Linked DNA regions of Homo sapiens: region 2 is linked to region 1. Evidence: chromatin contacts called from ENCODE Hi-C data. All regions are on one chromosome and are shown on one strand. The core of a region is the stretch at or near the end of the contact, and the rest is flanking DNA. Distances in the headings are between cores, read along the strand shown.

The links. Hi-C counts contacts between places; a loop is a spot of excess contacts on that map.
Region 2: a map of heart left ventricle shows a loop between it and region 1 (5-fold over the local background). The contact joins the promoter of ATP5F1A here to the promoter of SLC14A2-AS1 in region 1. A Hi-C loop is called at or near these places in 1 of 168 maps with a recorded cell type or tissue (heart left ventricle).

Annotation. Positions count from the first base shown.
Region 1 is chr18:45,502,857-45,509,739 of GRCh38, forward strand. SLC14A2-AS1 (SLC14A2 antisense RNA 1) reads right to left here and starts at 1,291. Exons shown (of 11, transcript XR_007066352.1): 1 at 1,068-1,291. It also overlaps a transcript of SLC14A2 not described here.
Region 2 is chr18:46,096,010-46,103,408 of GRCh38, forward strand. ATP5F1A (ATP synthase F1 subunit alpha) reads right to left here and starts at 2,287. Exons shown (of 12, transcript NM_004046.6): 1 at 2,163-2,287. The coding sequence starts at 2,222. RefSeq lists enhancers at 1,653-1,712, 1,687-2,886, 1,803-1,952.

The DNA.
Region 1 (6,883 bases), core at 41-2,540:
CTTCTTCCAAACCACAAGATTCTGATAAGGACCTATGTGTCCTATGTGTCCTATTTCTGGTTTTTTTTTTTTAAGGAATGATCAATAAAATATTTTCTTTTGTAATGCTTCTACTGCTTGCAACAGGGAAATTTATCACAAGAAGAAGGCATCATTTTAAAGTTCCATGGGCAGCTCTTTCCAGAGATGTGGTCCATGGAAAGTCTTGCCCAGAGACCCTTGGAATTCTAAGAAGGAAATAAAGTGAGAGTTAATTAAATGTGTAATTAATGTTGATTGTGGCAAGCATGCTTCTTTTAGGTCAGATTGATGCTGCAGGGGAGTGATAGTATTTTTGATTGTTGTGTTTGTTTTTAGGATATTAGGGCCCTTGTCTAAGCCCTGGGATTTTTACTTAGAGTCAGGCTTTGAGATTAGGGAACAGGCTATGGTGGGCTTCAGGGAACAAGCTCTACAAGGGGTCTCTCCACGTTATGTACATTAACCAAAATGGGGTCATCCCATGCTCTGTGCTTACTGAGCAAGTTTCCCTTCAGCACTGCCACATCCCTCCCTAGCCAATGCTTAACAAATCACACCAACGTGACTAACTCAGTGTCTGGTTCTTATTTTTCCTCCTTCCCTTTTCTGTTTGCCATTGTAACCCTCCTGTCTTAATGCTTTTCTGCCTCTTCAGGAATTTTGACTACTCCATCAAGCTTTAGTCTCTGCAAAACACATTCCTATTAGTCAGTTCTCAGACACAATCTCCACTTTTTCACCTTATGCAAAGCTCCACGTACTCTTTCTTGGCAACTCTAGTTAAAATGCTAAATTACAGAGGTGGGCAGACCCTATTGATAGTAGAGAGACTGGTGCCCCTCTCTTCTTGCCTACCTTTGCTAATGGCTTAAAAATAAATCTCTCCAATACCTCACCTGCTGATCTGCTGTGGCTTAATCAGCCTGGTAGATTCAGAGTAATTATCCCTGAATTATCAAAGATACCACTGGAAGTAGGTAAAACAGAGAGGAGTTTATCTATTTTGCAGATTCTGAACCTCAGGATCAAAGATTCAGCTGACTTACCCAAAGTTAGTAACAGAGCCCCTTCCAGAACCATCGCTTCCTGTCTCCTGGTCTAATGGTCATAAGTCCTTATTTCTCTCTGATCTTGCTCTTGCTATGGCTAAAGTGCACTCACAAGGGTGACTGATGGGTCCTCAGTAAGATGGAAGGGAAGGAGGAGGGAATCTTTGTTTTCATCTCCTGGAATGTTCCAATAGTTCCAGCTGTGGCTACAGTTCATGACTGCAGGGATTTTTTGCTTGTTTATTTTCTTTTGAAAGATTCTATCTAGATTCCGGCAAACTTTCCAGCAAACAATACTTTGAGGCAGCTGGAAAAGGGAGGGCTCTTCCTTCCCTGTCATATGTCCTTAAAATAACAACAGGGGAGGAAAGCCCACAGTGTCCCCTTAAGGTACCAAGGATAGCATAATGAATTTGCTAATCATAAACGGTTTGCTCCTGAGTTCCAAACGATATGGTAATGAATTGCCAGTGAACCATTTGCCAGACCACAGCCATATGGTAAGGGATGGGACCCTGGTACATAGTAGCCATACTGTGGGTTTGTCTGCATAACTGTTCCCATCCAGAACCTTCCCATCTCTATGGCTGCTAGTTAATATCCTGTTTAAGCTTCTGTTGTCAAAACTAATCATTTGTTTGCCTTATGTGGATAAGTCTTTCTCTTATCTGGTCAGTAATAGTGACCATTAAGAAATGAAAATGTGTTTGAATCCACATAAAAATATTTGAGTTACACATCTTGCATTACCCAGTGGATACCTGGGCCTGGCAGCACTAGCCTGTGGAAGCAACTCAATCCAGGAACTTATTAAAACCAACAAATTATCATCTTCCCCTGCAGAAACACAAATGAGGATTCAGTTCATTAATTTCCCCATTGTTCTTCCTTTCTGTGGACATTAGTTGGATCTTTAGCTATAAAATGTGGATTTTATTATAATAGCGATGATAATAAAAATAATTAGGAGAAGAAGGAGATTCATTTATCAGAATAAGGCACCCTTTCAAATACACACTCCCTCTTGATTTGATGAGATGGTGAGATTTGGGAAAGAATCTGCTGTTTCATTGCTGCCTTTGTTGGTTTCCTTAGCAGTTACCCAATGGGGCTAGAAAGAAAGAGAGTTAGGAAAAGAAAAATAAAAGTAAAGTGACTCTAGGATCAAAGGGAAATGAGGACCTATGATGAGTAAACAGCAAAGCAAATCGGAAAGAAACAATTTTATGAGGGATTAGAAGTACAGCAGGCTAGGGAGAGGCTGTTTGGATAGTCCAGTGTGCATCCAGTGTCTTACATGCCTCACCACCACCACCACCAAGGGCAGACAGGGAGATGGGGCAGGGATTGTCCCTCTGTCCTCCTACCCCCTGCCACATCCTTGTGACAGCCTTTGACAGTCTTTTTCCACCAAGACTGCCTGCTATCCATGTAAATTCATTTTCCTTTCATAACGACGTTGAAGAATATGGGAAAATGGAACCAAAAAAGAGGGAAGACGGAGTGGGTGAGGAGCCCACAGGGTAATATTCCCTGAGAATGCTCCTGGGTTTCTTGCTTCCTATGGGACCCAGCAGGAACAATCACTCTTTCACAACTTTCTGAGTTTTCCCTGCATCCCCACATACCTCACCCCAGAAACAGCCAATGTGCTAATTGCAAGGTCAGGCCAGTGTCTTACGTGGCATCTGGGACATGGTATAATGCAAACAGATTTCCATATGTGGTCCCTTCCAGTAGTCCTCGGCCCCCCGAGCACCCACACCACGTGAGAACTCAGCTTCTCAGGAGACGCTGACATTTTAATTGGAAGCATCTGTTGCCTTTTCTGTTATTTTTGGCCAGGTTTGGTTTATTTGTATGAGCCGATGTTTGTGTACAGACCCGCCTACACGTTTCACAAAGCCTAGCCTTGCCTCCTCTCTCATCTTCTTCTCAAGTAGCTGACTGGGATGTGTGACGGGGCCACTTGCCTTCACCCTGTCCATTCTGATGTGGATTTCTCTCCGCAGAACTAGGGTGGGGAGGAAGGGCCAAGCTGAAAACTTCAGAGAAGCACCTTCTTGAAAAAGATGTTCTGAGGGAGGGAGGCTCACCGCTTCCTGCTTACTGCAAAGTGTCTGCTAGCCTCCCAGCAGGAGATTCTGCTTCCAGCTTCAAGGCTGCAGCCAGCTTTGAGGCTGCAGGGGGACCTTGAAGGTGTCAGGTCCAGTCCTGTACCCCTCCCAGCTCTGACTCACACACTAACTGAGGCCCCGTCCTCAAGTCTCTCAGGAGTCCTGCTCCCACTAGCCTTTGAGACCTGCCCTTCACTTTATCCTCACTTAGAAAACCCAACCTTCTTCTCCCCATCAAACCCAACCACCTCCACAGAGCCTTCTTCTAGTTGTCCAGTTAGCCTGATCACACACCAGCAGAGCCACTATCTGTCAGTAATCCAGTGGCAACTGGGTGTTTGCTGAATTCCGAGCTGTAGTGGGTTGAATCGTGCCCCATCAAAAAAATAGTTCTACACAGAACCTTGGAATGTGAATTTATTTGGAATAAGAGTTTTTTGCAGACAAGTTAAGGCTCTCCAAATGATATAATCCTAGATAGGGCGGACCCAAAAATCCAATAATGGAAGAGACAGAAAAAGACATGAGAGAGAGAAACAAAGGGCATGTGAAGACAGGCAGAAATTGGAGTGATGCCACCACAAGCCAAGGAATGCCAGGAGCCACCAGAAGTCAGAAGTGGCCAGAAAATTTTTTCTCTAGTGCCTCCACAGGGAGCATGGCCCTGCCAACACCTTAGTTGTGGATTTCTAGCTTCAGAACTGTGAAAGAATGAATTTCTCTTATGCTGAAGTACCGAGTTTATTGGTAATTTGTCACAGCAGTCCTAAGAAACTGATATTCAAGCCCTGGGCTAGGGTACCATGGTGTACAAAATCCTAGGAATGAAGGGGAACTGGAATCTGCCCAGACGTAAAGTGAGAGGACCTGACTTTCCTCCCCTGAGGGGAACCTGACTTACCCCCTCCTCAAGGGGATATCACCACTCACCAGCTATATACCCTGGAGGAGGTCACTTGAGCTCCCTGTCTTCACTGTCCTTTCCTGTACATTGAAGGAGATGGACAGGACAAGGTCTACGAATCCCTACAGCTCCAGTGTTGTCTTTTTTGTGTAAGAAAGGGAGATTATAACTACACAAGGTGATGACATCATAACCCCGGGTCCCCACTGTGAGAGGCACACTGAAATGAGCACTACAGACCCTAGGAGGGGAGGGTTCAAGTAGAGTCAGGGAAGGTCCTAGGGGAGGTGGTCTCTGAACTCAAGGGCAGGTTGCCAAAGAGGAGGAGTTGGGAGAGCATTGATGACCGGCAGAGAAGTCAATGCGCAGAGGTCAGATGAGAGAGTGACAAGGAGGAAACAAGGCAGGCTGGAGCAGAGAGGACCACAGGAGCACCATGTCATGCTTCACCCAGAAATCAGTCTTTGGTAAGCTCTGCCCCATAACCAGGGTCTAGCATTGAGGGAAGTGCTTTCCTCCATGGGAGAGACCAGGCTGACCCTCAGGTCACACACATCCACATTAAATAAATATGGATTGAACACTCACTGTCACCCTGCAGTCCTGGGCACTAAAGAATCTGTGGGGACACAGACTCTGTCCTCAGTGGGCATACAATCTGATGGTGGAGGCAGCCTATTGAGCATGTAACTGTGTTCAGGGAGGTAGGTATCTTAGGCAGAAAAATGCAGAGGAGCTTCTGCTGCCGTTTGGGGAGCGGACATCTTCCTGGAAGAAGGGACTTTTAAGCTACTTGAGAAATGAATAAAATTGGCCAGTTGACAAGAATGGTGAGAGTGTCCCTGTAACTCTCCCTCATGTGAGTCCCATCAGACTCTCTTTGCTTACTGCAAAGTAAAATAAGGAAGCAGAAACATACAACAGGAATAAATAGGAACTGTGAGAAAAGGTAAGAAGAACCAACTAGAAAAACATGGCAATCTGGGGCCATCTGGCAATGGGGCAAATATCCCTGAACAAACAAGAGCCTGCCAGGTACCACTCCAATCCTATAATGCAAGCTTAAAATAGATTCCATGTACTCTGCTTATCTCAAAGGTAAGAAAGACTGGAATACTTAGAAACATCATCATCCAACATGCTCAACAGAGGCATCTCAGAACTCTGAAAAATTGTTCTGCGTAGATCTCATGTTCTAGCTGGGGCTGACCTCCTGAGTCTTCCTGTGTTGACTTGTTTACAGGCTAGTCTTCACTTGGGTTCTTGCTGTGACTCTTCTCTTCCTCTATTAGTATTTGGAAGAGGGCAGGGCCTTTGATACGGTTTGATTGTATCCCCATCCAAATCTCATCTTGAATTCCCATGTGTTGTGGGACGGAACCCAGTGGGAGATCATTAAATCATGAGAGCAGGTCTTTCCCATGCTGTTCTTGTGATAGTGAATAAGTCTCATGAGATCTGATGATTTTAAAAAGGGGAGTTTCCCTACACAAGCTCTCTTCTCTTGTCTACCGCCATGTGACATGTGCCTTTCACCTTCTGCCATGATCGTGAGGCTTCCTTAGCCATGTGGAACTGTAACTCCATTAAACCTCTTTGTTATGTAAATTGCCCAGTCTCAGGTATGTCTTTATCGTCAGTGTGAAAACAGACTAATACAGCCTTCATCTTTTCTTTGCTTGCCAGCCTACTAATGGGTGCTCAACTTTCTACAAGATGTTTCTGCAGAATGGCCAGTGTCCTTTAGATGGGTCACCCAATCTTCTGGAATCCTCCATTCTGATGGGCCACTGGAAGCTGTCTGACACAGGCCCAGTCCCTCAACTGGACTTTATCAAAGGGCTACTAGGTTCAAGGCATCATGCACACACAAAAATGCCTACTCCAGGGAATTAACAAACTGGTCTTGCAAATGAGACAAAAATATGTAAACATGTAAACAGAATTACAAATTATCAAGATATTGGGGGGTGACAGATGACCTTTGAGTTGATTTCATGGATAACAATGCCAGCATCCCCCAAACCTTCAGATCCATCTGAGGCAAAATGCTAGGATAGAGGACCCATGGCCCCAAACTCAGGGACTTCAGATGGTCATGACTCTATCCTGGAGCCTCCTGTATAGCCAGTGGTATTGCAAGCCTTTGGAAGAGTCCAAGAAGTAGAAGGAAAATGAAGACTCTATGTGTCCCTTCATGGGATACCTTGCCCAGTCTTACCCAACTCATCTGTGGATTCAACTGTTTCCATCACATCCCTCTTTGTAGATAGGCACACAAGAGGAGATGGACCAAATCTCCCTGTCTCTGCCTAAATTTACCTCAGTCATCTCCTCCCTATATATATATATCTCTCTCTCTGTCTTTCTGGCCATCAATATCTGCTTGTCTCTCTTTCAAATTCTCCATAAGTTTTCTTCCTGTGGTTTTCTCTCTCGCTACCTCTGTCTTTCTTTCTCAGTCTCTATCTGTTTCTGTTACATACACATAAATGTTTTTCAGGGAAACCTACTTCTCTTTTCTCAGTAAGCCTCAGTTCTAGTTTATTAGCATGAAAGCAATCAAGGTTTAAAAGAAAAAAAAGACATTTACAGAAAAGCCCAGATATGGTTGTGACAGCATTTCAGGTCATGGAGGGGACAGGGAAAGAAAAATAAACTGGGCAGAATGGAAAAGTTGAGACTGGGAAGCCAGGTCACATGGTGTCGGCAATCTGCCACTCAAGTGGTCGCCACTCTGCACCCTGTGGGCCCCCATCCCTGCCTCCCTTGGATGGTTCTTGAGGGAGGTT
Region 2 (7,399 bases), core at 1,037-3,536, 590 kb after region 1:
TCCTGAGTAGCTGGGACTACAGGCGACCACCACCATGCCCGGCTAATTTTTTTATTTTTAGTAGAGACAGGGTTTCGCCATGTTGGCCAGGTTGATCTCGAACTCCTGACTTCAGGTGATGCACCCACCTTGGCCTCCCAAAGTGCTGGAATTACAGACGTCAGCCACTGCACCCGGCCTGGCAGTCAGTATTTTAAAAAGCAACTATTGGCAGGGCACGGTGGCTCATGCCTGTAATCCCAGCACTTTGGGAGGCCAAGGCGGGCGGATTACCTAAGGTCGGGAGTTGGAGACCAGCCTGACCAACATGGAGAAACCCCGTCTCTACTAGAAATACAAAATTAGCTGGGCGTGGTGGCACATGCCTGTAATCCCAGCTACTCGGGAAGCTGAGGCAGGAGAATCGCTTGAACCTGGGAGGCAGAGGTTGTGGTGAGCCAAGATCGCGCCACTGCACTCCAGCCTGGGCGACAAAAGCAAAACTCCGTCTCAAAAAAAAAAAAAAAAAGCAACTGTTAACAAAATGTAAGTGTCTTTCCCTTTAAAGGTACCCAATTTTTATTATTTTGACTTTAGATGTATTTTAATGGAGTTGCAGGAATTCTAAGATAAACAGCTTCCTACAAGGGGCAAAACTCAAAGTAGTTCCAATTTTACTTAAAAACAACAACAACAACAACGACAACAAGCGGCCGGGCACGACGGCTCATGCTTGTAATCCCAGCACTTCAGAAGGCCGAGGCGAGCGGATCACCTGACGTCAGGAGTTCAAGACCAGCCTAGCCAACATGGTGAAACCCCGTCTCTACGAAAAACTACAAAAAGTAGCAGGGCATGACGGCGGGTGCCTGTAATCCCAGCTACTCGGGAGGCTGAGGTGGGAGAATCACTTGATCCTGGGAGGCGGTGGTTGCAGTGGGCGGAGATCACGCCATTGCAATCCAGCCTGGGCGACTGAGCGAGACACCATCTCAAAAAAAAAAAAAAAAAAAAAAAACAAGCAAACAAAAACTGAATAAATGCTAGAGTTAGATTAGAAACCAAGAGTTGTGGCATGTGGACTTATTTTACTCTCTCAACAAATCCTGCAGCCACCTGGAACTTCCTTCAGTTTCTCCTTCAAGTTGTAATACTGCGACTGGTCACTGTCAATTCTGAAGCCTCTACCTTCCATAGGAGCTAGATGAAAACCGTTAAAAATGCTTTTTTGTTAACAGAAACCCAAGATGCTACCAGCGGTTGTTAAGGCAGCAAAACAGCCAACATGTTTATTTCACCTTTCAAATTGAGATTACTTTTAGAACAAAAAAAAAGTGTCAGTGTCAATGCGTTTACACTGAAATCATGTTAATTTCAAGGGAAACAAATAACGAAGGGTATTAATCCTTACAGCCATTTTCCAACCTTGTTCTCTTTTACTTGAATTCTCCATCACTAAAAATTACTCAAAACCAGGTGGAAAACTCAAGGACAAATTCTTTAAACACGTCCAAGTGCCACAAAGCACACACTCTGCCGGAGAGACAATTTAGAAACCAGCTTCACTGTTGTCACAGTGCTGGCCACATGAAATGGTTCTTTGCACCTGCAGGACGTTTTCACGGTCGTTTCGTATTCAGCACTAAGAGAAAGCCTACGTAAGTATTCCAAAAACCACCTTCATTTATTCCTTTCCTCTAAACTGAGCTCCAGGCAGAGGTGAAATGCTGGGCCTGCTGACCTTCACACAATGTCAGACTCCACTGACTAGCTTCAACAAGAGCTGACAGCAGTTTTCTGACCTTCAGCGGGACGCGACCCTAAGAATCGAAAGAGAGGAACCTCACCGATTCAGAACAGGCCTCGGAGAGCTAGCGCCCAAGCCCTGACCTTCACCCAAGATCCCCCTTCTAGGGCCGCTGTCAGCCGAAGACAGGAATCTTGAGGCCCTGTCTCTGGACACCATCGAGTTAACTGTCTGCCCTGTACCATTCTGCCTCTGCGCAGGTGACGAGCAAAAGGGCACCTGTGTCGCCTGCTCTGTCCAGCCGGAGAAGCCACGGGTGCAAGATGGCGGCATTCGCCACAGCCCCTCGCCCTCCTGCAGAGAGCGCCCGAGCCGGCGCACCACCACCCTGCAGCCCCACCCGGCCGCCTGCATCATGCCGGCCTTCGGTGCTCACCAGTCCGGCCCGCCGAGGAAGGGCGCGGACCACGGCCGCAGCAACGCGCACGGACAGCATCTTTGCAGTTACTCCGCAGGCGGTACTTCTGCAGCCGCAGCCTCCGGACTGACTGGGACAAAATGGCCGAGCCGCAAAGAAGGTCAAGACAGCCGGCCCACCTGACCCGGAAGTACTGCCCCTCGCGTTCACCACCTCTCCCCCCGCCCCCGCCGCCACTCTGCATTTTTTGGCAGGTTACTTATTTTTTTATGTAACATTTTTAAGTTTAAACCTCAAAATGAATGATTAGATATATTCCGGCTTTGGTCCTGGCATTCGTTATACATTTATTTTGGTCTTTTGAGTCGACCTTGTGGTTGCCCCGGGTGACCACGTGGGTAGCTGAATCTGCTAAGCAGCAGTTCCCAGGCCCCATCTGGTGCTAGAGGATGAGGGCCTCACCCGTCTGGGGTCGCGGCTGTCTTGAGGACCAGGGCGATTAATAGTGTCGGTAGTGTTAGACCGTGGTTTAGCACGAGTAGCAACAGTGAACAGCTAAACCCCGGGACTGGCCACCAGCAGGGAGCCTCCCACGGAGCCCGTTAATCTGCAGATCTTAGCCCCACTTCAGACCCTCTGAGTCGAAAATTCGGGGCAATCTGAATTTTTAACAAACACCAGCACCGTTCCACGTGATCCGATCTGCGCTCAGGTTAAAGATTCCCAGCTTTTTTAGATTCATTCTAAAAGAATCCTGTCAGTGAATTAGAGCAAACTGTTTAAAAATCCTGATAACCGGGGGAGGGGAGCATCAAGATAAATAGCTAATACATGCGGAGCTTAATACCTAGGTGATGGGATGATAGTTACAGCAAACCACCATGGCACACATTTACCTGTGTAACAAACCTGCACGTCCTGGACATGTATTCCGGAACTTTAAATTAAAAAAAATATATCAACAATCACAAGGAGGCCTAGAAGAGTCATTGCCAATCCTACTGAGAATTGTCCAGAATCAGAAGTTTACACCAGGATAGGACGAGGACTCGCTTTTTCCTCTGCCAACATCTAGTTCATGCTATTGGGAACTCTGCTTCTTCATTTGGAGTCAAAGGGAGATGATGAAAAAACACTTTCTATGCTTACCTGGATGGGCTTTTTTTTTTTCTCCACAGAATTACCATACTGAGATTTTTGTGATATATGCAAGATTTGTGTGTGTGTGTGATGCTGGTTATTATTATGTCATAGTGGACACTTATTAACGTTGCCTTCACTTTTCTTTTTTTTTTATTTATTTATTTTATTTTATTTAAGACAGGGTCTCACTCTGTTGCCCAGGAAAGAGTGCAGTGGGTTTATCACCATTCATTGCAGCCTGGAACTCCTGGGCTGGAGCAATCCTCTGACCTCAGCCTGTGCCCCTGTGGTCCCACCACCATGCCTGGCTAATTTTTTTGTAAAGACGGCGGTGGTGGGCAGGGCGTGGGGGGAGGTCTCTCTATGTTGCCCAGGCTGGTCTCGAACTCCTGGCTTCAAGTGATCCTTCCTCCTCAGCCTCTGCGCTGGGCCCGCTTTTCACCGTTTGGAGAAGCATTTTCAGTTCCATCCCCCAAATCCTGGCTTACACCTAGAACCTGAATTTTGGTGAGGCAAATAAATATCCGGGCTACAAGGGTCATCTCCTGAAACATGGCTTGTAAACACGTGATTAGCCATCCTTTTCTCTAGTATCCTACTCTTTTCAAGGTAAGCCATGGGAAAATAGAGCAGCAGTTCTCCTGGGAATCAGGGGTACAAAAAGGCTGTCCAAGCCAGGCGCAGTGGCTCACGCCTGTAATCCCAGCACTTTGGGAGGCTGAGGCGGGTGGATCACCTGAGGTCAGGAGTTCGAGACCAGCTTGGCCAACATGGCAAAACCCCATCTCTACTAAAAATACAAAAATTAGCCCGGCATGGGGGCGGGCACCTGTAATCCCAGCTACTGGGGAGGCTGAGGCAGGAGAATTGCTTTAACCCGGGAGGCAGAAGTTGCAGTGAGCCCCAGATTGCACCACTGTCCTCCAGCCTGGGCAATAAAAGTGAAACTCCATCTAAAAAAAAAAAAAAAAAAAAAGAAAGAAAAAAAGAAAAGAAAAAGAAAAAGGCTGTCCAAGTAAAATAAAATACAGAGACAAATCTATAAATTTAAAACATTTGGGAAGCAATAATTGCCATTCAGGGCATACACACAAACAGGGTGGTCTTTGGTACGTCAGAAGAACAAACAGATGGTTAGAGGTTTTATTTTTGTAAAAGAGAAATATAGCCAGGAACAGTGGCTCATGCCTGTAATCCCAACACGTTGGGAAGCCAAGATGAGAGGTTCACTTGAGCCCAGGAGTTTGGGAGTGCAGTGAGCTGTGATCACACCGGAACACTCCAGCCTGGGCAACAAAGCAAGACCCTATATCAAAACAAACAACAAAAAAAGAGAACTGTTGTATATTGTTCTTTAAGAAAGTTCATTGTCACTAGTAAGGTTTTGGGGAGCTGGCAAGTTTTGATTGGCAAGTAATGGCAACTAGGTAAAACGATCCTTAGAGTCACTGCAGGTTGTTTTTAGCAGCTAATTAGATAAAACTGGTTTAGGTCAGCCGGGCACGGTGGCTCACGCCTGTAATCCCAGCGCTTTGGGAGGCCGAGGCGGGTGGATCACCTGAGGTCAGGAGTTCAAGACCAGCCTGACCAACATGATGAAACCCCGTCTCTGCTAAAAATACAAAAATTGGCTGGGTATGTTGGCGGGTGCCTGTAATCCCAGCTACTTGGGAGGCTGAGGCAGGAGAATCACATGAACCTGGAGGCAGAGGTTGCAGTGAGCCAAAATCATGCCATTGCATTCCAGCCTGGGCGACAGAGTGAGACTCCATCTCAAAACAAACAAACAAAAAAACTGGTTTAGGTTATAGCGGGCAGTTTCAGCAGCCAGGCTTACAGATAATTACATTTTTGGAGCAATGTTATGTGCCCTGAGTGCTTTTTTTTCCCTTTACCTCTTGACACTGTTTTAGTTGGGGATGACAAGAATGACCCAATCAACTTTCACAAGCTAACAGGAAAAAATATCGTTTCTAAAAACAACAAGGCCGGGCATGGTGGCTCACGCATGTAATCCTAGCACATTGGGAGGCCAAGGCAGGCAGATCGCCTGAGGTCAGGAGTTCAAGACCAGCCTGGCCAACATGGCAAAACCCCGTCTCTACTAAAAAATCAAAAATTAGCTGGGGGTGGTGGTGCACACCTGTAACCCCAGCTACTCAGGAGGCTGAGGAAGGAGAATCGCTTGAATCCAGGAGGTGAAGGTTGCAGTGAGCCAGGTGGAGGTTGCAGTGAGCCAAGATTGCGCCTCTGCACTTCAGTATGCGCGACAGGAGTGAGACTATCTCAAAACAACAACAACAATAACAACAAAATTAGCCGGCATGGTGGCTCACACCTGTAATCCCAGCACTTTGGGAGGCTGAAGCAGGTTGATCACTTGAAGTCAGGAGTTCAAGATGAGTCTGGCCAACATATCGAGATCCCTGCACCCCCTGCCCCATCTTTAGCTGGGCATGGTGGCACATGCCTGTAATCCCAGCTATTTAGGAGGCTGAGGCACGAGAATCACTTAAACCTGGGAGATGGAGGTTGCAGTGACCACTGCACTCCAGCTTGGGCAACACAGTGAGATTCTGTCTGAAAAAAAAAAAAAGGCCGGGCATGGTGGCTCATGCCTGTAATCCCAGCACGTTGGGAGGCTGAGGTGGGCGGATCACGAGGTCAGGAGATCGAGACCATCCTGGCTAACATGGTGAAACCCTGTCTCTACTAAAAGTACAAAAAATTAGCCGGGTGTGGTGGCGGGCACCTGTAGTCCCAGCTACTCGGGAGGCTGAGGCAGGAGAATGGCGTGAACCCGGGAGGCGGAGCTTGCAGTAAGCCGAGATTGCTCAACTGCACTCCAGCCTAGGCAACAGCACAAGACTCCCTCTCAAAAAAAAAAAAAAATTGCAGGGATATTTTGTAAAATTTGTAGTGATAAAAGTGGACAAAAGACATAAAGATAACTTTTTTTGCCCCATACTGAAGGGCTGCACCAGTTTATCTGAAATTTGGTTACAGAGCAGAGATATATTTAGTTTTTGTTTTTTTTTGTTTTTTGTGGTGGATTCTCACTCTGTCGCCCAGGCTGGAGTGCAGTGTCTCAATCTCAGCTCACTGCAAACTCTGCCTCCAGGGTTCAAGTGATTCTCTTGCCTCAGCCTCCCAAGTGGCTGGGATTACAGGCACGTGCCACCATGCCTGGCTAATTTTTGTATTTTTAGTAGAGATGGGGTTTTGCCATGTTGGTCAGGCTGGTCTTGAACTCCGGACCTCAGGTGATCCACCTGCCTCGGCCTCCCAAAGTGCTGAGAATATAGGTGTGAGGCACCGCATCCAGCCAGAGCAGAGATATGTTTGAAGCAAAAAGAATAAGCAAGACAGGCTGGGTGTGGTGCCTCATGCTTGTAATCCCAGCACTTTGAGAGGCCCAAGTGGGAGCATCACTTGGGGCCAGGAGTTCAAAAACAGCCTGGGCAACATAGTGAGACCCTCTTTCTACAAAAAATACAAAAAGTTAGCTGGGTGTGGTGGTGCACGCCTATAGTCCCAGCTACTAAGGAGGCTGAAGCGGGAGGATTGCTTGAGCCCAGGAGTTCAAGGTTGCAGTGAACTGTGATCACCACTATACTCCAGCTTGGACGAAAGAGCAAGACCCTGTCTCTAAAAATAAAATAAAATAAATAATAAATAAGCTTGGCTTGCTAGTAAGTTTCCTTTGAAAAGAAAATCATTTTAGGCTGGGTGTGTTGGCTCACACCTGTAATCCTAGCTCTTTGAGAGGCCGAGGCAGGCAGATCACTTGAGGTCAGGAGTTTGAGACCAGCCTGATCAACGTGGTGAAACCCCCCGTTCTACTAAAAATAAAAAAATTATCCCTGCATGCTAGCACAAGCCTGTAATCCCAGCTACTAGAGAGGATGAGACAGGAGAATTGCTTGAGCCTGGGGACGGGGGTTGGAGGTCGCAGTGAGCCAAGATCATGTCACTCTGCACTCCAGCCTAAGCGACAGAGAAACACTCCATCTCAAAAAGAAAAGAAAAGGTCGGGCGCAGTGCCTGTAATCCCAGCACTTTGGGAGGCCAAGGCGGGCGGATCACCTGAAGTCAGGAGTTCGAGACCAAGC